2 separate regions of the Homo sapiens genome follow, and region 1 is linked to region 2. The links are chromatin loops, found by intact Hi-C in ENCODE. Cell type or tissue: breast epithelium. All regions are shown on one strand. Links, peaks and the distances in the headings refer to the core of each region. The heading gives the core; the rest is flanking DNA. Region 1 has its middle 34 kb from the start of KDM2B. Region 2 overlaps KDM2B (lysine demethylase 2B).

Region 1 (16,485 bases), core at 1,762-4,261, 100 kb before region 2:
CATGGCCCGCCTTTGTACTTCTTACCCCTTTCACTCAACATTTGTGTCTCAGCTCAAATAGCACCTCCTGAGAGACCTTCCCTCTATTGAAGTAGCCCCGGTGTCACAATCTGTCACCTCATCCTGATTTCTTCCCTTTATAGCTGTGATCACTACAGCATCTGAAATCATCTAGCTTATTTAGTTGACCTGTTCATCTGTTTAAGCATTAAAAAAAAAAAAAAGTGTGGCCAGGCGCGGTGGCTCACACCTGTTATCCCAACACTTTGGAAGGCCCAAGCGGGTGGATCACCTAAGGTCAGGAGTTCGAGACCAGCCTGGCTAACATGGTGAAACCCCCATCTCTACTAAAAATACAAAAAAAATTAGCCAGGTATGATGGGGCACGCCTATAATCCTAGCAACTGGGGAAGCTGAGGTAGGATAATTGCTTGAACGCAGGAGGCAGAGGTTGCAGTGAGCTGAGATCAGGCTGCTGCACTCAAGCCTGGGCGACAGAGGGAGACTCCGTCTCCAATAAAAAATAATAGTGACAGCGTCTCCCCATGTTGAGCATGCTGGTCTCAAACTCCTGGGCTCAAGGGATCCTCCCATCTGGGCCTCCCAAAGTTCTGGAATTACAAGCATGAGCCACTGTGTCCAGCCTATTCAAACATTTTATTTTATTTTATTATTATTTTAGGACAGAGTCTCTCTCTGTTCCCCAGGCTGCAGTGCAGTGGCTCGATCTCGGCTCACTGCAACCTCCGCCTCCTGGGTTCAACCGATTATTCTGGCTCAGCCTCCTAAATAACTGGGATTACAGGTGTCCATCACCACACCCAGCTAATTTTTTGTATTTTTAGTAGAGTCAGGGTTTCACCATGTTGGCCAGGCTGGTCTCGAACTCCTGACCTCAAGTGATCCACCCATCTCAGCCTCCCAAAGTGCTGGGATTACAGGTGTAAACCATTGTGCCCAACGTATTTAAACATTTTATTTTATTTTTATTTTTATTATTTTTAAGATGGAGTCTCGCTCTGTCCCCCAGGCTAGAGCGTAGTGGCTCAATCTCAGCTCACTGCAACCTCCAATTCCTAGGTTCAAGCGATTCTTCTGCCTCAGCCTCCTGAGTAACTAGGATTACAGGTGCCCACCAGCACACCCAGCTAATTTTTTATATTTTTAGTAGAGACAGGGTTTCACCATGTTGTCCAGGCTAGTCTCGAACTCCTGAACTCAGATGATCTGCCTGCCTCAGCCTCCCAGAGTGCTGGGATTACAGATGTGAGCCACTGCGCCTGGCCTTATTTATTTATTTATTTATTTATTTATTTATTTATTTATTTATTGAGACAGGGTCTCAATAGTCACCCAGGCTGGAGTGCAGTAGCACATCTCTACTTAAAAAAAAAAAAAAAAAAAAAGGCCAGGCGCGGTGGCTCACACCTATAATCCCAGCACTTTGGGAGGCTGAAACCGGCGGATCGCGAGGTCAGGAGATTGAGACCATCCTGGCTAACACGGTGAAACCCCGTCTCTACTAAAAATACAAAAAAATTAGCTGGGTGTGGTGGCGGGCGCCTGTAGTCCCAGCTACTTGGGAGGCTGAGGCAGGAGAATGGCGTGAACCCGGGAGGCGGAGCTTGCAGTAAGCCAAGATGGTGCCACTGCACTCCAGCCTGGGCGACAGAGCGAGACTCTGTCTCCAAATAAATAAATAAATAAGACTAGGCACGGTGGCTCACACCTGTAATCCCAGCACTTTGGGAGGCTGAGGTGGGCGGATCACCTGAGAGGACAGGAGTTCAAGACCAGCCTGACCAACATGGAGAAACCTCGTCTCTACTAAAAATACAAAAATTAGCTGGTGTGGTGGCGCATGCCTGTAATCCCAGCTACTTGGGAGGCTAAGGCAGGAGAACCGCCTGAACCCGGGAGGTGGAGTTTGCGATGAGATGAGATTATGCCATTGCACTCCAGCCTGGGCAATAAAAGCAATACTCTGTCTCAATAAATAAATAAATAAACCAGATGTGGTGGCGTGAGCCTGTACTCCCAGCTTCTTGGAATGAAGCTGCGGTGATCACACCACTGTCCTCCAACCTAGGCAATAAAGCGAGATCCTGTCTCAAAGAAAAAACAACTAAATAAATAAATGAATCATGGGCCAGGTGTGGTGGCTCATGCTTATAATTCCAACACTTTGGGAGGCCGAGGCGGTAGATCACTTAAGGTCAGGAGTTTGAGACCAGCCTGGCCAACATGGCGAAACTCCGTCTCCATTAAAAATACAAAAATTAGGCCGGGCACGGTGACTCACGCCTGTAATTCCAGCCCTTTCGGAGGCTGAGGCAGGTGGATCACCTGAGGTCAGGAGTTCAAGACCAGCCTGGTCAACATGGTAAAAGCCCATCTCTTCTAAAAATACAAAAATTAGCCGGGCTTGGTGGTGCATGCCTATAATCCCAGCTACTTGGGAGGCTGAGGCAGAAGAAGTGCTTGAACCCGGCAGGCAGAGGTTGGAGTGAGCAGAGATCACGCCACTGCACTGTAGCCTGGGCGACAGAGTAAGACCCTGTGTCAAAATAAGAAAAAATTAGCCGGGCGCGGTGGCTCACACCTGTAATCCCAGCACTTTAGGAGTCCAAGGCGGGCAGATCACGAGGTCTGGAGTTTGAGACCAGTCTGGCCAACATGGTGAAACCCCGTCTCTACTAAAAATACAAAAATTAGTCGAGCGTGGGGGCACACACCTGTAGTCCCAGCTACTTGGGAGGCTGAGGCAGGAAAATTGCTTGAACCCGGGAGGCAGAGGTTGCAATGAGCCGAGATCACACCACTGCACTCCAGCCTGGGTGACAGAGCTAGACTCCATCTCAAAAAAGAAAAAATTAGTTGGGTGTGGTGGCCAGGCCTGTAATCCCAGCTACTCCGGAGGCTGAGGCAGAAGAATTGCTTGAATCCAGGAGGCGAAAGTTGCAGTGAGCCGAGATCCTGCCACTGAACTCCAGCCTGGGCGACAGAGGGAGACTCAGTCTCTCAAAATCAATCAATCAATCAATCACGTCGCTATCACCCCAGGGCCTCCCACTGGCTACTGCCAATGGAAACAGGTTCAATGAACAAAACAATGCAATGTCCTTGGTTCCCAGAAACCCCCAGTTCAGGACTAGGAACACACAACATTTAGCAGCTAAGAGGGCCTGAGGTCTGGAGGGGGAAGAGGCCGGAAGCTGGGAGGAGAGATTTGCTGATTTTAGAGGAACAAAAGGATCTGGGAGTGGTGACTCAGAGGGGGCTTTGGGGTGGTGAGGGTTTCCTTTCCCCAGCTACTATGTCACGCTCCTCACCCCTCTCCTAATATTCTGTGTGGTTTGAATTTCCCCATCTGCACAGATCACAAGTAATAAAAACTTGGGTGGGGTGTCTGGACCATCCCTGCCTCCTGCCCCAGGATCCTAGAGGGGTCCATGGTTACTAACTTTTCCCCACAGTTTTTTTTTTTTTTTTGGTGGTGGGGAGACAGGGGTCTCATTGTGTTACCCAGGCTGCATTCGGACTCCTGGGCTCCACAGGCATGCACCACCAAGCCCGGCTAGAACAATGTTTTCATACCCCTGGCGATGGGAAGCTCACTCCTTCTAGAAGCTGAGCATGTCTGATTGGTTGTCTGATACTTCAAAAGTTGTCCTTGTATGGAGCTGGGGGCAGCTTCCCTGTCAGTCCTTCCTTGTGTCCTGACTCAGAATGCATGAAATCCCTCTGCCAGCCAGCCCTGGTGCCAGCTCCACAAGACATCTGGGAGGCAGCTTTTGTGAGTGATCTTGAAGGTTTTCATGGTCAAAGAATTGGGGTGAAGGAGGCTGGAAACCAAGTGAGACACTGTCAGGGGGCTGGTTACAAAATGCAGAATGGGGTCGGGTTGGTGAGCCCTGGTGTTGGTCTCAGAATGGTTCTCTGACTCTGGAGCTTAGACTATGCCAGGGGAGTGTGAACTCTGTCTCCTTGCTCTCCAGTTTCTGGGCTTATAGTGCTCATTCTTCCTCCCTCCACTCCTACCCCCTCACTGGTCAGAAGTCTTTGTTGGGTCTGAGTTTGTGCCCATGCCTTTAAAAGTGAGAACTTTTTCTGGCCTGGATAAGAAATCTTTGCTGACGACGCGGTGACTCATGCCTGTAATCCCAGCATTTTGGGAGGCTGAGGTGGACGGATCACCTGAGGTCAGGAGTTCGAGACCAGCCTGGCCAGCATGGTGAAACTGCATCTCTACTAAAAATACAAAAATTATCCGGGCATGGTGGCACATGCCTGTAATCCCAGCTATTCAAGAGGCTGAGGCACAAGAATCACTTGAACCCAAGAGGCGGAGGTTGCAGTGAGCTGAGATCACACCATTACACTCCAGCCTGGGCCATAGAGTAAGACTCTATTTAAAAAAAAAAAAAAAGAAAAAAAGAAATCTTTGCCAACCACAAGGTCACGAAGATATTCACCTGTGTTTTCTTTTAAAAGTTTTAGGCCAGGCATGGTGGCTCATGCCTATAATCTCAGCACCTGGGGAGGCCAGGTCGAGAGGATCACTTGAGACCAGGAGGTTTGAGACCAGCCTGGGCAACATAGTGGAACCCTGTCTCTACCCTCCACCCACCCCGCCAAAAATAAAAGTGTTTTTGCTTGTATGTTTAGGTCTGTGATCCGTGTCATACTGATTTTTTTCTATTTCTGTTTTTTTCTTAGAGACAAGGTCTTGCTCTGTTGCCCAGGCTGGAGTGCAGTGGCTCTTCATAGGTGTGATCATTGCACACTACAGCCTCAAATTCATGACTCAAGTGATTCTCACTCCTGCCTCAGCTTCTCAAGTAGCTGAGCCTATAGCCCATCAATCAAATACAGATTTTTGAGTGAAGCAAGCTTTCCCCACTGAAATGCATGGACATTTTTGTCAAAAATCACGTGACTACTATACATGACAGACTGTTTCTGAACTCTCTATTCTAGTCTGTGGATCTATTTGTCTACTCTCATGCCAATAGATACTGTGTTGATTACTCTAGGTTTAAAGTAAATCTTGGGGGCAGGGCGTGGTGGCTCACACCTGTAACCCCAGTACTTTGGGGGGGCCAAGGTGGGCGGATCACTTGAGGTCAGGAGTTTGAGACCAGTCTGACCAACATGGTGAAACCTCATCTCTACTAAAAATACAAAAATTAGCTGGGCATGGTGGCCCGCACCTGTAGTCCCAGCTATTTGGGAGGCTAAGGCAGGAGAACCCTTGAACCCGGGAGACGGAGGTAGCAGTGAGCCGAGGTCACGCCACTGCACTCCATACTGGGCGACAGAGTAAGACTCCGTCTCAAAAGTAAATAAATTGGCCGGGCGCAGTGGCTCATGCCTGTAATCCCAGCACTTTGGGAGGCCGAGGCGGGCCGATCACAAGGTCAGGAGATCGAGACCATCCTGGCTAACACGGTGAAACCTCATCTCTACTAAAAATACAAAAAATTAGCCAGGCGTGGTGGCAGGCGCCTGTAGTCCCAGCTACTCTGGAGGCTGAGGCAGGAGAATGGCATGAACCCGGGAGGCAGAGCTTGTAGTGAGCTGAGATCGCGCCATTGCACTCTAGCCTGGGTGACAGAGTGAGACTCCATCTCAAAAAAAAAAAAAAAAGTAAATAAATTAATAAATAAATAAATAAAAATAAAATAAGTCTTGGGGAAAAAAAACCCCATAAATTCCTCAAAATTAAAAAAAAAAAAGTCTCGGCCGGGCATGGTGGTTCACGCCTGTAATCCCAGCACTTTGGGAGGCCGAGGCGGGCGGATCACGAGGTTAGGAGTTTGAGACCAGCCTGGTCAACGCAGTGAAATCCTGTCTCTACTAAACATACAAAAATTAGCCGGATGTGGTGGCACGCACCTGTAGTCCCAGCTACTCGGGAGGCTGAGGCAGGAGAATTGCTTGAACCTGGGAGGTGGAGGTTGCAGTGAGCCGAGACGGGGCCACTACACTTCAGCCTGGGTGACAGAGCAAGACCCTGTCTCAAAAAAAAAAGTCTCTTTTTTAAGACAGAGTCTCTCTCTATTGCCCAGGCTGGAGTGCAATGGCACGTTCTGGGCTCACTGCAACCTCGGCTCCCGGGTTCAAGCGATTCTCCTGCTTCAGCCTCCCGAGTAGCTAGGATTACAGGTGCCTGCTGCCACATCCAGCTAATTTTTGTATTTTTAGTAGAAACAGGGATTCGCCGTGTTGGCCAGGCTGGTCTGGAACTCCTGACCTCAGGTTATTCACCCACCTCAGCCTCCCAAAGTGCTGAGATTACAGACATGAGTCACCACGCCCGGCCTCAAAATAAGTCTTAAAGTCAGGTAGAGGTAAGACCTTCAACTTGTTCCCTCCCTCCCTTCCTCCCTTCCTTCCTTCCTTCTTTTTTTTTCACAGGGGTCTTGGTCTCTTGCCCAGACTGGAGTGCAGTGGCACAATCTCAGCCCACTATAACCTCTGCCTCCCGGGTGCAAGTGATCCTCTCAGCTCAGCCTCCCAAGTAGCTAGGGCTACAGGCCTGCATCACCACATCTGGCTAATTTTTGTGTTTTTTTTTTTTTTTTTTTTTTTGTAGAGACAGGGGGTCTTGCCACGTTGCCCAGGCTGGTCTTGAACTCCTGGGCTCAAGCGATCCGCTTGCCTCAGCCTCCCAAAGTGCTGGGATTAAAGGCTAGAGCCACTGTGACCAGCTTCTTTTTTGTTGTTGTTGTTTTGAGATGAAGTTTCATTCTGTTGCCTAGACTGGAGTCCAGAGGCACGATTATGGCTCACTGCAGCCTTGACCTCCTGGGTTCAAGTGACCCTCCCACCTCAGCCTGCCAAGTAGCTGAGACTACATGCACACACCACCACACCTGGCTAATTTTTTATTATTTATAAAGATGGGATCTAATATGTTGCCTAGGCCAGTCTCAAAACTCCTGGACACAAGCGATCCTCCTGCCATGGCCTCCCAAAATGCTGGGATTACAGGCGTGAGCTAACCTACCCAGCCTAGTTCTCTTTTTCTTTTCTTTTCTTTCTTTCTTTTTTTTTTTTTTTTTTTGAGACGGAGTTTTGCTCTTGTTGCCCAGGCTGGAGCGCAATGGCATGATCTCAGCTCACTGCAACCTCCACCTCCTGGATTCAAGTGATTCTCCTGCCTCAGCCTCCCGAGTAGCTGGGATTACAGGCATGCACCACCACGCCCGGGTAATTTTTACATTTTTAGTAGAGACGAGGTTTCTACATGTTGGTCAGGCTGGTCTTGAACTCGTGACCTCAGGTGATCCACCCACCTCAGCCTCCCAAAGTGCTGGATTACAGGCATGAGCCACCACGCCTAGTCTAGTTCTCCTTTTTCAAAACTGAATTTGCTGTACAGAATGTTGGGGTAAATTTTGTCAATACACATATGCCTTGGAGAATCACTATATCCCTTAACTTGGTGGGTGTCAGCAGGATCATTTTCCTGGACGGTCTGACATCCTCTATTAGCAAAGCAGGCCACACTGCAGAGATCAGACACATGAGATCAGGTTGGACTCTTAAAGGTTAAACTGTGTCCCCCCAAAAAAGACATTGCAGTCCTAAACCTCAGTACCTCAGAATGTGACCTCATTTGGGGCTGGGCGCAGTGGCTCACGCCTGTAATTTCAACACCTTGGGAGACTGAGGCAGGCGGATCACCTGAGGTCAGGAGTTCAAGACCAGCCTGGCAAACATGGTGAAACCCCATCTCTACTGAAAATACAAAAAGTAGCCAGGAGGTGGAGGTTGCAGTGAGCCAAGATTGCGCCATTGCACTGCAGCCCGGCAGACAAGAGTGAAACTCCACCTCAAAAAGAAGAATGTGGCCGGCTGGGCACGATGGCTCACGCCTGTAATCCCAGCACTTTGGGAGGCCGAGGCAGGCGGATCACGAGGTCAGGAGATCGAGACCATCCTGGCTAACACGGTGAAACCCCCGTCTCTAATGAAAAAAATACAAAAAATTAGCCAGGCATGGTGGCAGGTGCTTGTAGTCCCAGCTACTCGGGAGGCTGAGGCAGGAGAATGGCGTGAACCTGGAAGGCAGAACTTGCAGTGAGCCGAGATCACGCCACTGCACTCCAGCCTGGGTGACAGAGCGAGACTCCGTCTCAAAAAAAAACAAAAGAAGAAGACTGTGGCCAGGCACGGTGGCTCACATCTGTAATCCCAGCACTTTGGGAGGCCGAGGAGGGTGGATCAGGAGGTCAGGAGTTGGAGACCAGCCTGGCCAACATGGTGAAACCCGATCTCTACTAAAAATACAAAAATTAGCTGGGTGTGAAGGCAAGCGACTGTTGTAATCCTAGCTACTTGGGAGGCTGAGGCAGGAGAATCTCTTGACACTGGAAGGCAGAGGTTGCAGTCAGCTGAGATTGTGCCATTGCACTCCAGCCTGGGCGAAAGAGTGAAACTCTCTAAAAAAAAAAAAAAAAACCACAAACAAAAAAAAACGAAGAATGTGACCTCATTTGGAAATACAGCCTTTACAGAGGTAATCAAATTAAAATGAGGTCATAGGGTGGGCACTTATTTCGTTTGGATCTGTGTCCCCACCCAAATCTCATGTTCAATTGTAATCCCCAGTGTTGGAGATGGAGCCTGGTGAGAGGTGATTGGATCACGGGGCCAGTTTCTCATGAATGGTTTAGCACCATCCTCTTGGTGCTATGACAGTGAGTGAGATCTGGTTGTTTAAAAGTGTATAGCACCTCCCCGCCCCTCTCTTCCTCCTGCTCCCGCCATGTGAAGGGCTGGTTCCTCCTTTGCCTTCCGCCATGATTGGAAGCTTCTTGAGGCCTCCCCAGAAGCAGATGCTGCAATGTTTCCTGCACAACCTTCCGAACCAAGAGCCAATTAATCCTCTTTTCTTTCTTTCTTTCTTTCTTTTTTTTTTTTTGACGGAGTCTCGCTCTGTCGCCCAGGCTGGAGTGCAGTGGCGCAATATCAGCTCACTGCAAGCTCCACCTCCCGGGTTCACGGCCATTCTCCTGCTTCAGCCTCCGGAGTAGCTGGGACTACAGGCGACTGCCACCACGCCCAGCTGATTTTTTTGTATTCATCCTCTTTTCTTTATAAATTACTCAGTCTTAGGTATTTCTTTTTCTTTTTTTTTTTCGAGACAGAGTCTCACTCTGTTGCCCAGGCTGGAGTGCAGTGGCGCGATCTGGGCTCACTTTAACTTCCGCCTCTGGGTGCAAGCAATTCTCTGCCTCCGCCTCCCGAGTAGCTGGGATTACAGGTGCCTGCCACCACGCCCAGCTAATTTTTGTATTTTTAGTAGAGATGAGGATTCACCATCTTGGACCGGCAGGTTGAACTGCTGACCTCGTGATCCACCTGCCTCAGCCTCCCAAAGTGCTGGGAGTACAGGCGTGAGCCACTGTGCCCGGCCTAGGTATTTTTTTTTTTTTTTTTTTTGAGATGGAGTCTCGCTCTGTCTTCCAGGCTGGAGTGCAGTGGCTCAATGTTGGCTCACTGCAACCTCCACCTCCCTGGTTCAAGCAATTCTCCTGCCTCAGCCTCCCGAGTAGCTGGGATTACAGGAGTGCATCACCACGCCCGGCTAATTTTTGTATTTTTAGTAGAGAGGGGGTTTCGCCATGTTGGCCAGGCTGGTCTCGAACTCCTGGCCTCAAATGATCTGTCCGCCTCGGCCTCCCAAAATGCTGGGATTACAGGCGTGAACCATGGTGCCCAGCCTCAGGTATTTCTTTTCATTTTTTTTTTTTTTTTTCTAAATGGAATTTTGTGCTTGTTGCCCAGGCTGGAGTGCAGTGGTGCAATCTCGCCTCACTGCAACCTCCACCTCCTGGGTTCAAGCGATTCTCCTGCCTCAGCCTCCCGAGTAGCTGGGATTATAGGCGCCTGCCACAACGTCCGACTAATGTTTTGTAGTTTTAGTAGAGACAGGGTTTCCCCATTTTGGCCAGACTTGTCCCGAACTCCTGACCTCAGGTGATCTGCTGGCCTGGGCCTCCCAAAGTGCTGGAATTACAGGTGTGAGTCACCGTGCCCAGCTTGGTATTTCTTTATAGCAATGACAGAACAGACTCATACAGCCCTCTTCCAATATTACTAATATCCTTATAAAAAGGAGAAGTGTGAAATTTGCAAGGAGCAGTGGCTCTTGTCTGGGGTTCCCGCTACTAGTGAGGCTGAGGCAGGAGCATTGCTTGATCCCATGAGGTCAAAGCTGCACTGAGCTGTGAGCGTGACACTGCACTCCAGCCTTGGCAACAGTGTGAGACCCTGTCTCAAAAAAGACAAAAACAGCCAGGCACCGTGGCTCACGCCTGTAATCCCAGCCTTTTGGGAGGCCGAGGCGGGCGGATCACCTGAGGTCAGGAGTTGGAGACCAGCCTGACCAACATGGAGAAAACTTATCTCTACTAAAAATACAAAATTAGCCGGGCGTGGTGGCATGTGCCTGTAATCCCAGTTACTCGGGAGGCTAAGGTAGGAGAATGGCTTGAACCCGGGAGGAGGAGGTTGTAGTGAGCCAAGATCGCACCACTGCACGCCAGCCTGGGCAACAAGAGCGAAACTCTGTCAGAAAAAAAAAACAAAAAACAAAAAACAAAAACAAAGGAGGAAATTTAGACACAGACAGACATGTACAGAGGGAAGACCACATGAATGGACACAAGAAGACGGCCGTCTACAAGCCAGGTAGCTCGAGCAGCAGGGCCTGGGGCATGTCCTTCCCTGGTTCCTTCCGAGGGACCGTGGCCTTGCTGACATCTTGATTTTGGACTTCTGGCCTCCAGAACTGTGAGACAATAAGTTTCTCTCCTAAGCCACCCAGTTTGTGGGACTTAAAAAAATTTTTTTGGGGGGGCCGGGCGTGATGGCTCACGCCTGTAATCCCAGCACTTTGGGAGGCCGAGGTGGGCGGATCACCTGCGGTCAGGAGACCAGCCTGGGCAACATGGCGAAACCCTGTCTCTACTAAAAAATACAAAAGTTAGCTGGGAATGGTGGTGTACGCCTGTAGTCCCAGCTACTCGGGAGGCTGAGGTGGAAGAATCGTTTGAACCCAGGAGGCGGGGGTTGCAGTGAGCTGAGATCAGGCCATTGTACTCCAGCCTGGGTGACAGAGTGAGACTCTGTCTCAAAAAAAAAAAAACAAAAAACAAAAAACAGGTCAGGAGCGGTGGCTCACGCCAGGACTTTGGGAGGCCAAGGCAGGCGGATCACGAGGTCAGGAGATCGAGACCATCCTGGCTAACATGGTGAAACCCTGTCTCTACTAAAAATACAAAAAATTAGCTGGGCGTGGTGGCGGATGCCTGTAGTCCCAGCTACTCGGGAGGCTGAGGCAGGAGAATGGCGTGAACCTGGGAGGCAGAGCTTGCAGTGAGCCAAGATCGCGCCACTGCACTCCAGCCTGGGCAACAGAGTGAGACTCCATCTCAAAAAAAAAAAAAAAAAAAGAAGAAGAAAAGAATACAAGGAGGCTGGAGTGATTTGGGGTGGGGTCTTCAGCCAGCCAAGGAAGTTGAATTCTAATGGGGCTGCAAGTGTGTTCAGATGAGATTAGATCATTATGCAGAGTTTGGAGCTAGGCACTCTTGGATTTGAATCCCAGTTTTGTCAGTTTGTAACTGTGCCACTTTGGGCAAGCACCCCAGCCTCTCTGAGCCCCATCTGTGAAAGGGGAATATTGATGGGACTTGGCAAAGAGGTTGTTATGAGTGTTTCATGAAAGAAAAGTTGTCTGGCAATTAGCACAGCGCTCAGTAAATGGTGGCTCCAACCTTCCCTCTCATGGGATGTGCTGTGCTCAGAGAAAGAGGATTGCTGCCTTCCAGATTGAATGAATTGACTGATCTGTAAGTCTTTAGTGAAGGTAGTATATCTGTGAGAATCTGACCAGGACAAACAGTTACCACACTAAGAGCATTTATCCTGAGAATTGCTCCAGGGGTAATGGAAGACTTACAGGAAAAGGCAGGCAGGGGAAGGGCAGCCCCCAGGTTAGCCCCAGCAGGAGGACTGCTATCACCCTGGGGTTGGAGGGACAGAGGCAGGGGGTGGTGTTTCTGGTACCGAAGAGGGACTGGAGTCCTCAGGCAGAAGCCAGAGCCACAGTGGACCTGTCTGGTGGGAGGTGGAGCTGGAGATCCCACCTGAGGCAGAGGGGTAGGAACACCCTGGATTCCCCTCCTCCCACCACCTGGCTCCTCCCACCCACCAGGCTCCTCCCACCACCAGGCTCCTCCCACCCACCAGGCTCCTGGCACTGCCTCCAGTTGGTCCATCTGTGCAGGAAGCCACCCTGCCAAAGGTTGGCCACCCTGTGATCTGGAGCAAGGCTAGAGAAAGGCAAGGGAGGGGTCCAAGGGCAAAGAAGTGCAGGCCCAACACTGGGGTGTGGGGGTTCCATCCGTTCTCTCTGGAGATTCCAGATTCCCCATCTAGAAAACGGGGATAATAATAGCACCTACTTATAGAATAGCTGACTGCCTACAACAGTGTAACACGTGTAAGCAGGTGAGCCCAGCAGCTGGCACACAGTAGGGAGTACCCCATAGATGTCATGAACAACCTAGTTAGCTGTTTTCTGCTCAGAGGATGAAAGGAGGTAACAGGGCCAGGCACAGTGGCTCACACCTGTAATCCCAGTACTTTGGGAGGCTGAGGCAGGAGGATCGCTTGAGCCCAGGAGTTCAAGACCAGCCTGGGCAACATAGTAAAACCCTGCCTCTAATAAAAAAAAAAAAAGAGAGAGAGAGAAAGAGGAAAAGAAATGAGAAAAAGAGAAAGAAAGAAAAGAAAAGAAAGAAAGAGCAAGAAGAAAGGGAAAGAAAGAAAAGAAAGAAAGAGAAAGAAAGAAGAAAAGAAATGAAAAGAGCTGAGCTAACAGGACAGGGCCTGGGAATAAATTCGAGGTACAGGAACAGTGCTAGGGCTGGTGATATTTTTGTCTTGGAGACGTGTCCATCTGTCCTCTCTCCATTCTAAGCTGGTGAGTCTGTCGGTCTCCTTTTAGAAATCCTGAGTCAGGGCAGCTCTTACCAAGTTCAGGGTGGCTCGAAGTTTGGCCTCTGTGCTCCCTCAAAAGGATTTCAAATCCACTAGATTTTTAGTTGGTTTCTCTGCCTCCTACCATTGCCAAACTTCCCTTGCCTCCCCCAGCCTGGGGCTGAGCCATTTCCAGGATCTCGCTTTGTATAATTAAAAAGAAAAATAGAACAGCTGATGTTGCCAAACATGTATTTAAAGTGACACCCTGAGTTCAAGGAGTGGAAAATAAAAACGTTTAAGGTTTAGATTAAAAGTCTCCATGCTCAGCTGTCTCCTAACCCTGGGATTTCTCCACAGCCCGGCCGCCTTTAATCCCCTGCCCTGGCTCGTAAAAGCCCTTTAGACTGAGGGCATTTATTTCCCAGAGAACAGTTCCAGCCTAATCACATAAAAACACCCGCATCCTGGGAACAGCCTGTCAAACACAGTGTGGCTCTGTGAGGCCCCAGAGAAGCTGGAGAAATTGTAGTTCTGATCACCCCAGGAGTCACGCTGCAGTCACTTTCCTAGACTGCACCCTTCCCCACAATATCCAATTCATCAATAAACCCAGTCAGTTCTAGCCCCTAGCATTTTCTTTTTCTTTTTCTTTTTTTTTTTGAAACGGAGTCTCGCTCCGTCGCCCAGGCTGGAGTGCAGTGGCGCGATCTCGGCTCACTGCAAGCTCCGCCTCCCGGGTTCACACCATTCTCCTGCCTCAGCCTCCTGAGTAGCTGGGACTACAGGCGCCCGCCACCACGCCCAGCTAATTTTTTTTTGTATTTTTTAGTAGAGACGGGGTTTCACCTTGTTAGCCAGGATGGTCTCGATCTCCTGACCTCGTGATCCACCTGCCTCGGCCTCCCAAGGTGCTGGGATTACAGGCGTGAGCCACTGCGCCCGGCCTCCCCTAGCATTTTCTTGAGATCTGAGCTCTTCCGTCCAGCAGCAACCATTCCATCACATCCGGGCTGCCATTGTTGCCCACCCACACGTCTGCAGTTACCCACCCGGGCTCTCTGCTTCTGCTGATCCCGCTAAAGCCCATTCTGTAATAGCAACAAGAAATAGTTTTTGAAACATAAATCTGATCATGTCCTTTCTCTGCTTGTATTAGTTTCCCATTGCTGCTGTAAGAAATTACCATAAATTGGCCGGGCGCGGCGGTTCATGCCTGTAATCCCAGCACTTTGGGAAGCCGAGGTGGGCAGATCACCTGAGGTCAAGAGTTCGAGACCAGCCTGGCCAACATGGTGAAACCCCATCTCTACTAAAATTTCAAAAATTAGCCGGGCGTGGTGGCAGTCTCCTGTAATCCCAGCTACTCAGGTGGCTGAGGCATGAGAATCTCTTGAACCCAGGAGGCAGAGGTTGCAGTGAGCCGAGATTGCGCCATCACACTCCAGCCTGGGGGACAAGACCGAGTCTTTGTCTCCAAAAAAAAAAAAAAAAAAAAAAGCAAAAATTAACCAGGCGTGGTGGCGGGTGCCTGTAATCCCAGCGACTCGGGAGGCTGAGGCAGGAGAATTGCTTGAACCCGGGAGGCGGAGCTTGCAGTGAGCCGAGATCACATCACTGCACTCCAGCCTGGGCGAGACAGAGTGAGACTCCATCTCAAAACACACACACAAACACACACACACACACACACACACAAATTCATTATCTTAGTTCTAGAGGTAAGAAGTTCAAAATGAATCATCAGGGGCCAAAATTAAGGTGACAGCAGGGCTGGTTCCTTTGGAGGCTCCAATGAGATAATGGGAAAATCCATTTCTTGCTTTTTCCCTTCTGCTGGCTGCCTGCATTCCTTAGTGTGCAGCCCCTTCTGTTTCTAAAGCAGGTCACGCCTCTCCAGACTCTGCTTCCATTGTCACATCGCTTCTCTGACCTCCTCTACCTCTCCTGAGGACACCTGTGGTTACACTGGGCCCACCCAGGTAATCCAGGATCAATCTTAAAATCCTTCACTCCATCACATCCGCAAAGTCCCTTCATCCATATACGGTCACATATTCACAGGTGCCAGACAGTAAGACATGGACATCCCTGGGGGACATTTACTCAGCCTGCCACACTGTGTACAGCCCTCCAGTGACCATGCATCTGAGAATCTGAGTTAGGATGAAATCCAAGCGCCTTCCCCAGCATGGGAAAGACTGATGTGATCTAGTTCCTGCCTATCTCTCCAGTGTGGTGGCTCACGTTTGCAATGTCAGCACTTTGGGAGGCCAAGGCGGGTAGATCACCTGAGGTTAGGAGTTCAAGACCAGCCTGGCCAACATGGCGAAACCCCATCACTACCAAAAATACAAAAATTAGCCAGGCAGTGTGTTGTGACGCATGACTGTAATCCCAACTACTCAGGAGGCTGAGGCATCAGAATCGCTTAAACCTGGGAGGCAGAGGTTGCAGCGGGTGGAGATCGCACCACTGCTCTCCAGCCTGGGTGACAGAGTAAGCCCCCATCTCAAAACAAAACAAAACAAACAAACAAAATTTCAAGCCAGGTGCCTATAATCCCAGCACATTTGGAGGTCAAGTCAGGAGGATCACTTGAGCCCAGGAGTTCCAGATCAGCCTGGGTAACATGGCCAGACCCCATCTCTACAAATAATAAAACTAGGCTGGGCATGGTGGCTCACGCTTGTAATCCCAGCACTTTGGGAGGCTGAGGTGGGTGGATCACCTGAGGTCAGGAGTTCAAGACCAGCCTGGCAAAAATGTTGAAACCCTGTCTCTACTAAAAATACAAAAAATTAGCTGGGCATGGTGGTGGGCACCTGTAATCCCAGCTACTCGGGAGGCTGGGACAGGAAAATTGCTTGAACCTGGGAGGCAGAGGTTGCATTGAGCTGAGATCAAGCCACTGCACTCCAGCCTGGGTGAGAGAGTGAAACTCTGTCTCAGATAAAATAAAATAAATAAATAAATAAAACAACAGCAATGTATTGGTCATAGTTCTGGGGGCTGGGAAGTTCAAGGTCAAGTCACCAGCAGACTCGGTCTCTGGTGAGGACTTAGTTTACTTCAAAAATGGCACCCTGTTGCTGTATCTTCCATGGTGGAAAGGGGCTAGCTTCTCCACTCGGGTCTCTTTTTTTCTTTTCCAGACAAGGTCAGTTCTGTCGTCCAAGCTGGAGTGCAATGGCATGATCTCAGCTCACTGCAAGCTCCAGCTTCTGGATTTAAGTGATTCTCCTCCCTTGGGGATCACAGGCATGCACCACCACACCTAGCACATTTTTGTATTTTTAGTAGACACAGGATTTCGCCATGTTGGCCAGGCTGGGGACCTCTTTTATTTATTTATTTGGTTGTTGCTGTTGTTGAGACAGGATCTCACTCTGTCGCCCAGGCTGAAGTGTAGTGGTACAATCACAGCTCACTACAGCCTCATTCTCCCAGGCTCAGGTGATCCTTCCACCTCAGCATCCTGGGTAG
Region 2 (2,500 bases), core at 1-2,500:
CCTGTAATCCCAGCTACTCAGGAGGCTGAGGCAGGAGAATTGCTTGAACCCGGGAGGCAAAGGTTGCAGTGAGCTGAGATCGCACCACTGCACTCCAGCCTGGGCAACAAGAGCGAAACTCCATCCCCCCCCTCAAAAAAAGTGTTTTAAGAGTCCTAAAACATGGCTTTGCCTGGAAACCAAATGCAGGAGGTGGGACAGAGGGAACCATCGGTCAGTCTCCAAGCTCCATGGTGTGGCTTTGTCTTAGAAAAAGAATTTGCCTGGCCAGGCGCCGGTGGCTGACGCCTATAATCCCAGCACTTTGGGAGGCCAAGGCAGGCGGATGATCTGAGGTCAGGAGTTCGAGACCAGCCTGGCCAACATGGTGAAACCCCATCTCTACTAAAAAAATACAAAAATTAGCCAGGCATGGTGGTTCATGCCTGTAGTCCCAGCTAATCGGGAGGTTGAGGCAGGAGGATTGCTTGAACCCAGTAGGCAGAGGTTACAGTGTGCTTAGATTGAGCCACTGCACTCCAGCCTGGGCGACAGAGCGAGACTCCATCTCAAAAAAAAAAAAAAGAAAAGAAAAAGAATTTGCCTTTGTGGCCCAAGGTGGGGACCCCTATCTAAACTAGGGAACCCCAGGGTTCCCTAGGAAGCTGTGTCTTACCTTCACCATTTAAATTTTTCTGGCGAGATGATAGGTGACCCCATCCTGCAATGTCACTGCCCATGAGGTGGCACGAACATATACAGGTGTTTGGGGAATGGTGGATTTCCATTCCCCAACCCTTGTAGATGAAATCTCCCCTTCCCCTCATCCTGAAGCTATGAAGAGTGATGGAAGAGTGACAGCAACGAGTGGATATGTTGTGCATTTGATACTTAAGACAACATCTCGATCATCACTACATTCTTTTAACTTCAGTTAGGTTGATAGGGAATAGGTATGGTCCAAATGATCATTAAATTGCCATCTCTCTTATATTTATCTTTTATTTATCTTTCCCCCCCTCCCAGTGGCTCTAGTGAAAGCAGCCTTCCCAGAAAAGGTAATGCCGACATGCCCCATTCCCTTACAGCCACTGAATCTATTTGGAAATTGCAAATAATTTACCTTCCCTCTCCCCTTCCCCCTACCATTGGACTTTTTTTTTTTTCCATTGATTTTTTTTTTTTTTTTTCCAGGAGAAAAACAAATTGTAGGACACTTCCACCCACTCTCACATTTTGACTTTTTCAAGTCCTTGAGACCTGGGAGTTCTAGATACACTCGAGAAACCTTTTGTTGTCATCTCCTGAGGTCACTCAGCTTGAAGATGACTTGGACCTCCGAGGAAGGGCTGAGGCCAGGTGCCGCTGAGTGGGCCCTGAGGTCCTCTGGTAGACGGATGACCTGCAGGCTGGGAGCATTGCATGCCTTGTGACTGCCTTGCCTTTTGTTTTGGACTGACGTTGGTTAACTCAATTTGGTGAGGCTCCGAGTCTGTCAACAAATAATGTTGAGCAACCGTATGTTTAATGTCCCCAGGCATGTGGCTGAAACCTTTTGAAGGCGAAGGGTGGAAGGCGACAACCTGTTTGTAAGTCAATTCTTTGCAAATTTTTGTTTCCCGCAGTCCTCTCTTGGAAAAAAAAATAAATAAATAAATAAAAATTTGAATTCCTTCATCAGCATTTGTTTTCACCCAGCTGGTTTCCATTGGGTTCAGCAACAAAGAAGGGAGACTTATCTTTCCCTCCTGAAGTGCAGCCCCCTCAATTTTTTTCCCCTAATTTAGAAAGATTCCCAGGTGGTCATGGTGTCCGAGCAGAATGGCTCGGAAGGTGTCAAAAAGATTTGAAAAGTCAAAACCGACTTCAGAGTTTTACCAATCAAGTCTCATGTCAGGAAATGTGGATGAGGTCTGTCCGTCCTCAGCTTGCTTTTTAAGTACTGGTAATTCGTTCCAAAATCTTTTGTCCGTTTCTCTTGAATAGAGGTGGGGCTGAGGTCCCCTAAACCCTTCTTCATAGGAAATCAAGGTTTGCTTCATGCCTAGGAGCCCCTCTTTTTTAAACTCCAGAGGGCACCGATCTAGTAACTATGAGAAAAGATGACTCTTCTCCCAGCACTGAAACTGGGGTTCTCAGGAAAGGAGCTGGAGCCAAGGAAACCGCTAGATGATGGTCCCCACTCCGTGCATCCCCCAGGGGGCTGAAGAGCATGTGGTGGCCATGATCCCATTCCAAAGCATTCCATCCATCAGAGGCAGGCAGAGCCCAGCACCCAGTGTGCAGGCGGAGAGAGGAGGCCCAGCAGTGGGAGGAGGCCTTGAGGCCAGGAGCTGAGTGAGAGCCAGGACTCTCAGAGACGCTGGGTTTGGGCCTTTTCCAGACGGGCACTTTGAGAAATGCAGCAAAATAGCATTTTAGGGCAAAAGGAGAACGGAGGTCTGCTTCTAGTTGTCTTTGTCCCAGATGGGGAATGTCACCTGTTTATTGTCAGCAGAGAGCAGGGCAGTGGAGGTGGGCA

Evidence for each region. A loop is a pair of places that touch in the nucleus more often than their neighbours do. Peaks named below come from ENCODE experiments on the same cell type or tissue, not always from the same donor. Only the 100,000 strongest peaks of a DNase experiment are listed, where the experiment ranks them.
Region 1: it touches region 2 in a loop (16-fold over the local background); 35 of 110 quality-filtered maps call a loop at or near these places.

The regions. Positions count from the first base shown.
Region 1 is chr12:121,607,267-121,623,751 of GRCh38, reverse strand. No RefSeq gene overlaps it. Among named protein-coding and RNA genes, the nearest start is that of KDM2B, 34 kb to the right of the region's middle. RefSeq lists an enhancer at 3,094-3,388 and a silencer at 8,656-8,705. In breast epithelium, for the core only: no CTCF peak of the experiment used is centred there; no DNase peak of the experiment used is centred there.
Region 2 is chr12:121,515,537-121,518,036 of GRCh38, reverse strand. The region is part of intron 9 of KDM2B (lysine demethylase 2B); the gene reads left to right. Among named protein-coding and RNA genes, the nearest start is that of KDM2B-DT, 64 kb to the left of the region's middle. RefSeq lists enhancers at 1,745-2,251, 2,252-2,500. In breast epithelium, for the core only: no CTCF peak of the experiment used is centred there; a DNase peak (open chromatin) is centred at 1,487; H3K27ac peaks cover 330 bases.